2 separate regions of the Homo sapiens genome follow, and region 2 is linked to region 1. The links are chromatin contacts, found by Hi-C or POLR2A ChIA-PET in ENCODE. All regions are on one chromosome and are shown on one strand. The core of a region is the stretch at or near the end of the contact, and the rest is flanking DNA. Distances in the headings are between cores, read along the strand shown.

What was found. A loop is a pair of places that touch in the nucleus more often than their neighbours do. ChIA-PET counts read pairs that join two places held with the same protein, here RNA polymerase II (POLR2A). Pooled maps may share reads with other maps.
Region 2: a pooled map shows a loop between it and region 1 (6-fold over the local background). The contact joins the promoter of XRCC5 here to the promoter of METTL21A in region 1. A Hi-C loop is called at or near these places in 4 of 50 pooled maps. POLR2A ChIA-PET finds 5 or more read pairs at or near these places in 2 of 52 experiments (activated B cell and activated naive CD4-positive, alpha-beta T cell).

Annotation. Positions count from the first base shown.
Region 1 is chr2:207,623,775-207,627,813 of GRCh38, reverse strand. It overlaps METTL21A (methyltransferase 21A, HSPA lysine), which reads left to right and starts at 2,420. Exons shown (of 4, transcript NM_001127395.5): 1 at 2,420-2,752; 2 at 3,410-3,585. The coding sequence starts at 3,439. RefSeq lists enhancers at 547-1,249, 1,250-1,954 and a silencer at 2,225-2,824.
Region 2 is chr2:216,107,568-216,111,527 of GRCh38, reverse strand. XRCC5 (X-ray repair cross complementing 5) reads right to left here and starts at 2,180. Exons shown (of 21, transcript NM_021141.4): 1 at 2,071-2,180. The coding sequence starts at 2,091. RefSeq lists an enhancer at 1,835-2,456.

The sequences.
Region 1 (4,039 bases), core at 1,171-3,670:
TTTGAGGTCATATGCTTGATTTCAGCAGAAAGGATGGAGAATAGGGAGAAAAAACAGAAGGGGCCCAAGGCTCCATGCCAGGCTTCAGGGATGAGCAGCCTGGGATCTAGCGAGGTTTAGTAATTTCCCAAAGTCATCCCATTTAAAGAGTCAGAGGAATAATTTAAATTTTCCATATTTGTCTGGCCCCAAAGCCCATACATGTTCTTTCTTGTGCCCATTGCTGGTTCTCCCTGCAAAAAGGGACAGAGAGAAAATAAAGGCAAGAAAGGGAGGTCTTCGATAAAGGGAAAGCTGAGAGGCAGAAACACCAAGTGCAGGAGGTAAGAGAGAAAGGAAATACTAAGAGAGAAAGCGAGAGGACCAAAAAAGAAAACGAAAAAGGAGGTAAAAGTCCCTCACTGGTGGTCTTCCAAGTTCCCTGAGGTTACCCTCGAAGCCACAGGCCCCACCTTCCGATGGAAGATTAATCTGGAGGCCGGGGACGCCGCCTACAGGACGGAAGAGGCCAGGAGAGAGAGGTTCAGGCCCCCGCCAGGCTCCCACCGCGGGAAGCAGGCTCCCGGGGGCGGCCCCGGGAGCTCTTAAAAATATCAGCGCTTGCCGGGCGCGGTGGCTCATGCCTGTGATCCCAGCACTTTGCGAGGCCGAGGCGGGTGGATCACCTTTAGTCATGAGTTCGAGACCAGTCTGGCCAACGTGGTGAAACCCCCGTCTCTACTAAAAATACAAAAATTAGCCAGTCGTGGTGGTGGGCCCCTTAATCTAAGCTACTTGGAGGCTGAGGCAGGAGAATCCCTTGAACCTGGGAGGCGGAGGTTGCAGTGAGCCGAGATCATGCCATTGCACTCCACCCTGGGTGACAAGAGCGAAACTCTGAATAATAATAATAAAAAAAAAAAATCAGCGCTCGGGCGGTAGGGGTGGGGGAGGTGGCAGTGGTTCACACCTGTAATCCCGCATTTTGGGAGGCTGAGATGAGCGGATCACCGGAGATCAGGAGTTCAAGGCCAGCCTGGCCAACATGGTGAAGCCCCGTCTCTACTAAAAACACAAAAAAAGCCGGGTGTGGCGGCGGGCGCCTGTAATTCCAGCTACTTTGGAGGCTGAGGCAGGAGAACTGCTTGAACCCGGGAGGTGGAGGCTGCAGTGAGCCGAGATCGCGCCACTGCACTCCAGCCTGGCGACAGAGCAAGACTCCGTCTCAAACAAACAAACAAAATCCCACAAAAATTAGCTGGCGTGCTGGCGCAGGCCTGTAATCCTAGCTACACGGGAGAATGAGGCAGGAGAATCGCTTGAACCCGGAAGGCGGAGACTGCAGTGAGCCGAGTTCGCGCCCTTGCACTCCAGCCTGGGCGACAGAGAGAGACTCCGTCTCAAAACAAAAACAAAAACAAAAACAAAAGCAAAAAACCAAACAAAAAAATCAGCGCTCGGGCCCCCTCCCATGGCCAGCTCTTGGGGCGGGGGACTGGTAAGGGAGGTTTACCCCAGCTGGTTCTAACGTGCAGCCGCGCTGAGAGCGCAGCGGGCGGTGTGGGGCGAGGGGCCCCAGGAGGAAAAAGAAGCCTGCCCCGGGAGGATGCCGGTCCCCGCACGGTCCCACTCAATGGACCCACTCCAGCCGCGCGCTCTGCCAGGGCCTGCGGCCAGGGTACCAGGCCCTCGGCACCTTCCACGTCCAGCGTGGGTCCTCACGGGCAGGTGCGTCTTGGCATCGGGAGGAGGGAGACTGGGGCACTGGAGTCTGCAGCGCCGCCTGGGGCCGGGGCTGGAGCCGAGCGCACGCCCAGAGCTCCGCGCTTCCGACTGCAGCCAGAGCCCGCCGACCCCCGCCCCACTTTAAAAACTTGGACTCGGGCGCCACGTGTTCACTTCCCCCACTGTGCTTTAGTTGAAAAGGGTTTTGTGACTTTTCCACTCGATTGCCGCCAAGCGGGCTATTACGCCGCTTCTGACCCCACCGTGGAGACGCGGGGACTAGAGTGACCATGCCTTCTTCGGAGCGAGCTGTCTCCATCATCCGCTAACGCGCCACCTTTAAAAAACAGGCACAACGCGCAAGCGACAAAGTCAGAGGCAGAGAGCGGCGGAGCACATGATAGAAAAGGTCGAGAGGCACATTCAGCGCCAGGTGGGTGGCTTTTCTCTCCCGCTAGGAGAGCCCAGGGCACCCCATGCTCTCCCTGTGCACCCGCGGCAGTTCGGCACCCCGATCTCACTCTTGCTCCCGCCCCCACAGCGCCTCCCTCGGCGGCGGGGGAAACGGATTAAGTCGTCCGTGTACCCTGGGGACGCACGAGGGAAAGCCCCGGTCCCCCCTCCCGCAACGTCACTCCTCCACCGCGCCACGGCCCGGCCCCGCCCTCGCCGTGAGCTCCGGGGGCACCTGCCGGAGGCTGGGTGCCGGGAGACCGGAAATGCGTGGCTCCGGGCCGGGGCCGCCCGCCCCCGCGTCGCGGGCTCTTTAAGGCCGGCGGTTTTCGCAGCCAGCCCGGGGCGGGGAAAGCGGAGCGCGCGCTCCACGCGGGACCGCCTCCCGGGCCGTAAGTACCGGCGTGGCGGCGCCTCAGCCCGGCCTGGGCGAGCCCTGGGTGCTCCGCCGGGCAGCTCACGGCGCCCCGTATGGCCTGGGGATCCTAAGAGGCCCTGTGACCCCCCTCGCCTGGTCTCCCTCTCACCCCTGGAGGGTTGCCGCAGCTCCGGGGCCCCCGGGCAGGAAGGGCGCACTGGTCGTCCCGGGAGAGGGGTGAGTGGGGGGCAGCTATAGGGGGAGTTCGGGGAGGCCTCCGAGTCCCCGCTGTCCCCGCGAGCCGCTTGGAGGCCCCCAGTGTCGCTCACTTCCAGGGTCGGGGAGACGGAACTGCGGCGACCATGTATTTCTGGTTTATCAAACCGCTAACACCCAGTCTAAGGGCAGGTTCTGTCCCATTGTTATCACTATCGAAGCAGCCGATGGAGGAGGGGAGGTGGGTAGCGAAACCGTAGCGAAAGAACCCGGGCCGCCCGGCTGGCTGCAGCTGCAGTCCGGGCGCCCGGGTCTGGGTTGGAAGCGCTGCTTTCCGCGCTGCTCTGGGGCCCTGGGCGATCACCGCCGCTTCCGCCGCTTGTGTAGTTCTGAATTCACGGAGTGGTAGCAGTGCAGTGTATAGGGTATTCTGCGGAAGTTGGAATGTTCTGGGCTTTTTTTTTCTTCTTCCCCAAACACATCCGTTGACACAAATTCCGAGCCAAATCTCACTCAGATTCGGAAGAGCCATGCAAAAGAAATTGGACAAAGGCTTCCTCCACCTGTTTCTTTTTTTCTTTTGAACTTGTAAACGACCTTAAAAGCATTTGGAGTTAGTTAAGAACAGATAATGTATCTTTTGGCCAGAGCGTCACCCAGGATTCTTTTGCACGGCAGGTCTGAGCAGAGGGCGGGGTGCAGGCGGAATGGCCCTCGTGCCCTATGAGGAGACCACGGAATTTGGGTTGCAGAAATTCCACAAGCCTCTTGCAACTTTTTCCTTTGCAAACCACACGATCCAGATCCGGCAGGACTGGAGACACCTGGGAGTCGCAGCGGTGGTTTGGGATGCGGTAAGTAAGCCCTGGGGGACCTCTGAAAACGTTCACACTTGCAAGACTGGCTTTTATTTTTTATTTTTTTTAGAACAGCTTTATTGAGATATAATTCACATAGCATACACTTTACCTATTTAAAGTGCACAATTCAGTGCGGTTTTAAAAATACAGTATATTCACAGAGTAGTGCAACTATTACCGCTTCAATTTTAAAAGTTTTACTATCACTGCCACTCTCAAACCCGTATCCCTTAGTCACTCCTCTTGTCCCTCCACATAGATTACATTTTAAAGGTGTAAATGAAAGCTGAGGAAAGTTAATGACTTGTCGGAGAGGATAGGAAGGAAAGCCCCCAACTGCTTTGGACACGAGTTAGTCTTTTTTTCTTTTGAGACATAGTCTCGTTCTGTTGCCCAGGCTGGAGTGCAGTGGTGCGATCCTGGCTCAATGCAGCCTCCGCTTCCTGGG
Region 2 (3,960 bases), core at 931-3,430, 8.5 Mb before region 1:
TTTTTTGAGACATGGTCTCACTGTCACCCAGGCTGGAGTACAGTGGCATGATCATGGCTCACTACTGCCTCCATCTCCCGGGCTCAAGTGATCCCGCTACCTCAGCCTTCCAAATAGCTGGGACCACAGTTGCACCCCACCATGCCCAGCTAATTCTTAAATTTTTTTTGTAGAGTTGGGGTCTCACTGTGTTGCCCAGGCTGGTCTCAAACTCCTTGGCTTAAGCAATCCTCCCACCTCCGCCTCCCAAAGTGCTAGGATTACAGGTATAGGCCACCGTGTCTGGCCTCCCCCCAGATATTTGACAACTGTTGTATAAAAGGATTGGTCTGCCAAGAAAGACAACGGGATCAACAGATGGAAGTTACAGGGAGACTGATGCGACTCCATACGAGGGATAAAAAATAACATTTAGAAGTGATCAATAAAGAAACTACTCTTTTTTAAGTGATCTCTTGACCCTAGAAATGTTTTAAAAACCTGAATGAATTCCTATCAGGGAAGTTATAGATGATTTCTAAATGTGGTTATATCTCAGGCAACACATGAAAAGAAAAGATTATTTTTCACTAGTTTACAAACAACACAATGCACTAAGAGATTTCTGAAGTAAAATTAGATTATTTGAAAAAAAAAACGTGCTAATAAACCACAAAATTCCTTTGAGAACAGTAAAATGCACATCCCAGTTTCAATGCCTGGGGCATGATAACCTAAAAAAACTTAAGAGTCACAAAATATGCTGCTGCACTTATTTGATACACACCCACAAAAGCTACTTTTAAACCAGAAAACTCTAGAGGACTAAAGCACTTTTGTCATGAATTAGGTATCCAGTAAGTGCCATCAAAGGGTTTCAAATATGGAACTTATTGTCTGGAAGCAGAATGGTCTATATTTCTGAGTTCCTATCTGGCAGCAGTAAGAAAACTGAGAAAGAGAAACCGGGTAGCATAGCAACTCTTCATTTCTATACCGAAGCAATACAGGCTGTTAGAATTTTACTTCCAGTTCATCTGCAACAAACAGCTCCTCCACTAGAGCTACAAAGTTTTCAGCAGCTGAAAGAGGACGAAAAAAGGAGGTGAGTGGCATTATTAAAAGTTCATGATCGTTTTAATCAACATTTCTCAATGAGGAGTTGAGGGAACTAGGGATCAGTTGCTCAAACTCGTATCTTGTTTATCTGTATTGAATAAATTCATTAATCCCTGGAACCACATCTCCCTCTAGTGACCCTTCAGAGACAACTACCACTCTTTTATGTTGAAAAAAAAAAATCACTTTAAAATTCATTGTAATTTCTGTTACTGATCTGGGACACCAATGGTCATAGATTTCTAGCAACACAGGGGTTCTCCAGGGCCCTGAAACCAGACAGCTTGGATTCAAATCCGGATTTCACCAGGAAAAGCCCACAGTTCTTTATTCCTCGGTTTTCCCACTTGCAAAATGGGGATAAATAGTTTTCACTTCAAGGGGTTGTGAAGATTAAATGAGATAAGAATAAAAGGTTTAGATCCGTCCCTCACAGAGTGGGCTTTCAATAAATGCGGGATACTACGTTATTATAAAGCTAATAATACGACGCTTTACAGTTTAAGTTATTTTAGTCACAGATAGTCCCTCTCTTAAGTTTTACAACAAGCCCTGTGGGATAGTTGCTTTATCACAGCTAATTTTCATTCTCATAGAGATCTTAAGAACCCAGGCTCGGAAGTAATAGAGGAAGTGGGGCTAGGGAGTGGAATGGGATAAAGAGAGAGAGAGGGGAGGCGGGTGGGGAGGCAGGTGAGACAAAGAGCAGGTAGAGAGGGAGAAGAGGGATGGGATGGGTGGGTAATGGAAGAGGTGGAGTCAGCGAGGCTCAAATTCAGGTCTTGGAGCCCCAAATCTCCAGCTTTTCTCATAGCGCATCCCTCGGTCCCGGCCCTCCTGACTGAGCCCACCACCATGATCTTCTCTTGCCCCATTCTTTGTCTTGACCGCGATCCCACGATTCCTGCTTCCGAACCACCCTCTCCGGATCCCCAGTCCGGGTAAAGCCCAAGTCCATGGCTTTCTTTATACCTTATTCCCCGACCGCACCATGTTGCCGGTCCTCAGGCGCTTTGGTCGCTTCTTCCGGGCGGGAACCTGCCGTGTCGCAACTCGCTTCCGGTGGACAAGCGGCAGATAGCGGAAAGAGCCGCTTCGTTTCCTGCTAGGCCTGAAAGGGGCGGGGAAACCGTGCCCCGGAACTCTGAGCATGCGCAGATTCCCGCCGAGCTTGCGCAGATTCCCGCCGAGCTCGCGCAGATTCCGGCCGAGCATGCGCAGATTCTCTCCGAGCATGCGCAGATTCCCGCCGAGCATGCGCAGATTCCCGCCGAGCATGCGCACATTCTCTCCATTCCGCCGTAGTCGGGAGCGTGTGGTGTTTGAGCCGCCTGAAACGCTAGTACGACAGATTTACTTAAAGATTCACTTAATCACTTAAAGATTCACGTCCCTTTTCTCTCATTGAGAATAACACCTAAGGCATTTTGTGTCAGAGCTCTGGAGTTAGATTTCTTTTCTTTTTTTTACTTTTTTAAAAAATCTTTTTTCCTTTAATTTCATTTTTTCATTTATTTTTTATAACTTTTGATTTTTTTTTTTCTCATCACTTGTGGGTTTTTTTCTACTTTTTATTTTTGGTTATTGTGGAGTTAGATTTTCTTGAGTATGAGTATGAATGCAGAAAGTCACTTAACTTCTCTAAAAGACTCAGTTTCTTCTAAAAAGTGATAATGAAACACTTCACCGATGTGATAACCTTAGAGCCAACTGGGGAAGAAGAGTAGGACGTCCCCAGGAGCACAAAAGTAGAAGGGAGATTCTACTCTGCAGAGAAAATGGGATGCACAAACGCCTGGAGGCATGAGACTTTATCTGCTAAGGCTCTCCCAGTAGTTAGCAGTGGCTCCAGCTTGGAAGGGAGGAGTCAAGGTTTAATTTAGAAGACAAGTCTAGGGAGATATAGAAATAGCAGCTGTCATCACAGTGCTTTACTTGATCACGAGCCCTTTGTCCAGCCCGCATCCCCTACCCCTTTGAGGGAGGCAGGCCCAAGCAGTACCTTGCATAGAAATGACTGCTTTCTATACCATATGACCCCCAGCTGACAGGTGGCTGGACGAAGGGTCTGGCAACCTGCAAAGTGTCTGCAAACCTCTGCCCAAACTGAGAAAATCAAGTCCAATCAATATTCTCTCCTGCTTGAAAATTGTTTCTGGGAAAAGCAAGAATTGAAGCTGAAAAGATGTGGAGAATCTATGAGCCAAAATTATAAATACATTGAAGCCTCTAGAATGTAGAGTCAGACATATTCAGAGGTGCTCATAGAGCCCAGGAGGTTCTTCCAGCTTTTGATTCAAACTCAAGGAGTTACTTAAAAGCTGAAATATTATTTTTAATAATACTTTAAAGGAACAGCAGCGCCCTGGCCGCTCAGCTTTGCGCGGGCTGCAGCAGGCAGGCAGGCAGGCACGGACACTCGCCCTTCCCTGCGGGTAAGATTTCCAAGAGAAAGATCAGCTCGGCAGAAGGGGCGGGGAAGATCTGTGAGGTTGTCAGCTAAATCTCCTCCAGCAAAGGTGGAAACGAAGCCCAGCGGAGGCAGCAGGACAGCATAAATTTTCAGACAAAGAAGCAAACAAGGAAAAATGGGAGCAAAGGGCAAACAGGCCAAGTGGCTATCCGGGAAACAAAAGATTTATCTGTGGAAAGCGGAGAAACTGAAACAAGGAGAGTCCAGCCTCTGGTGAAGCAGGACAGAAAGAAGCCAAATCTGATTAGTATCACATACCATATCTTGTCAGTGGTCCTTGTCTCCCTTCTTGTACGATCCAGAGCTAGAGAGAGAGAGAAAAGGAAAGAAACAGACAGGGTGTCGCTCGGCCGAGGCTGGAGTCCAGTAGCACAATCATAGCTCTCTGC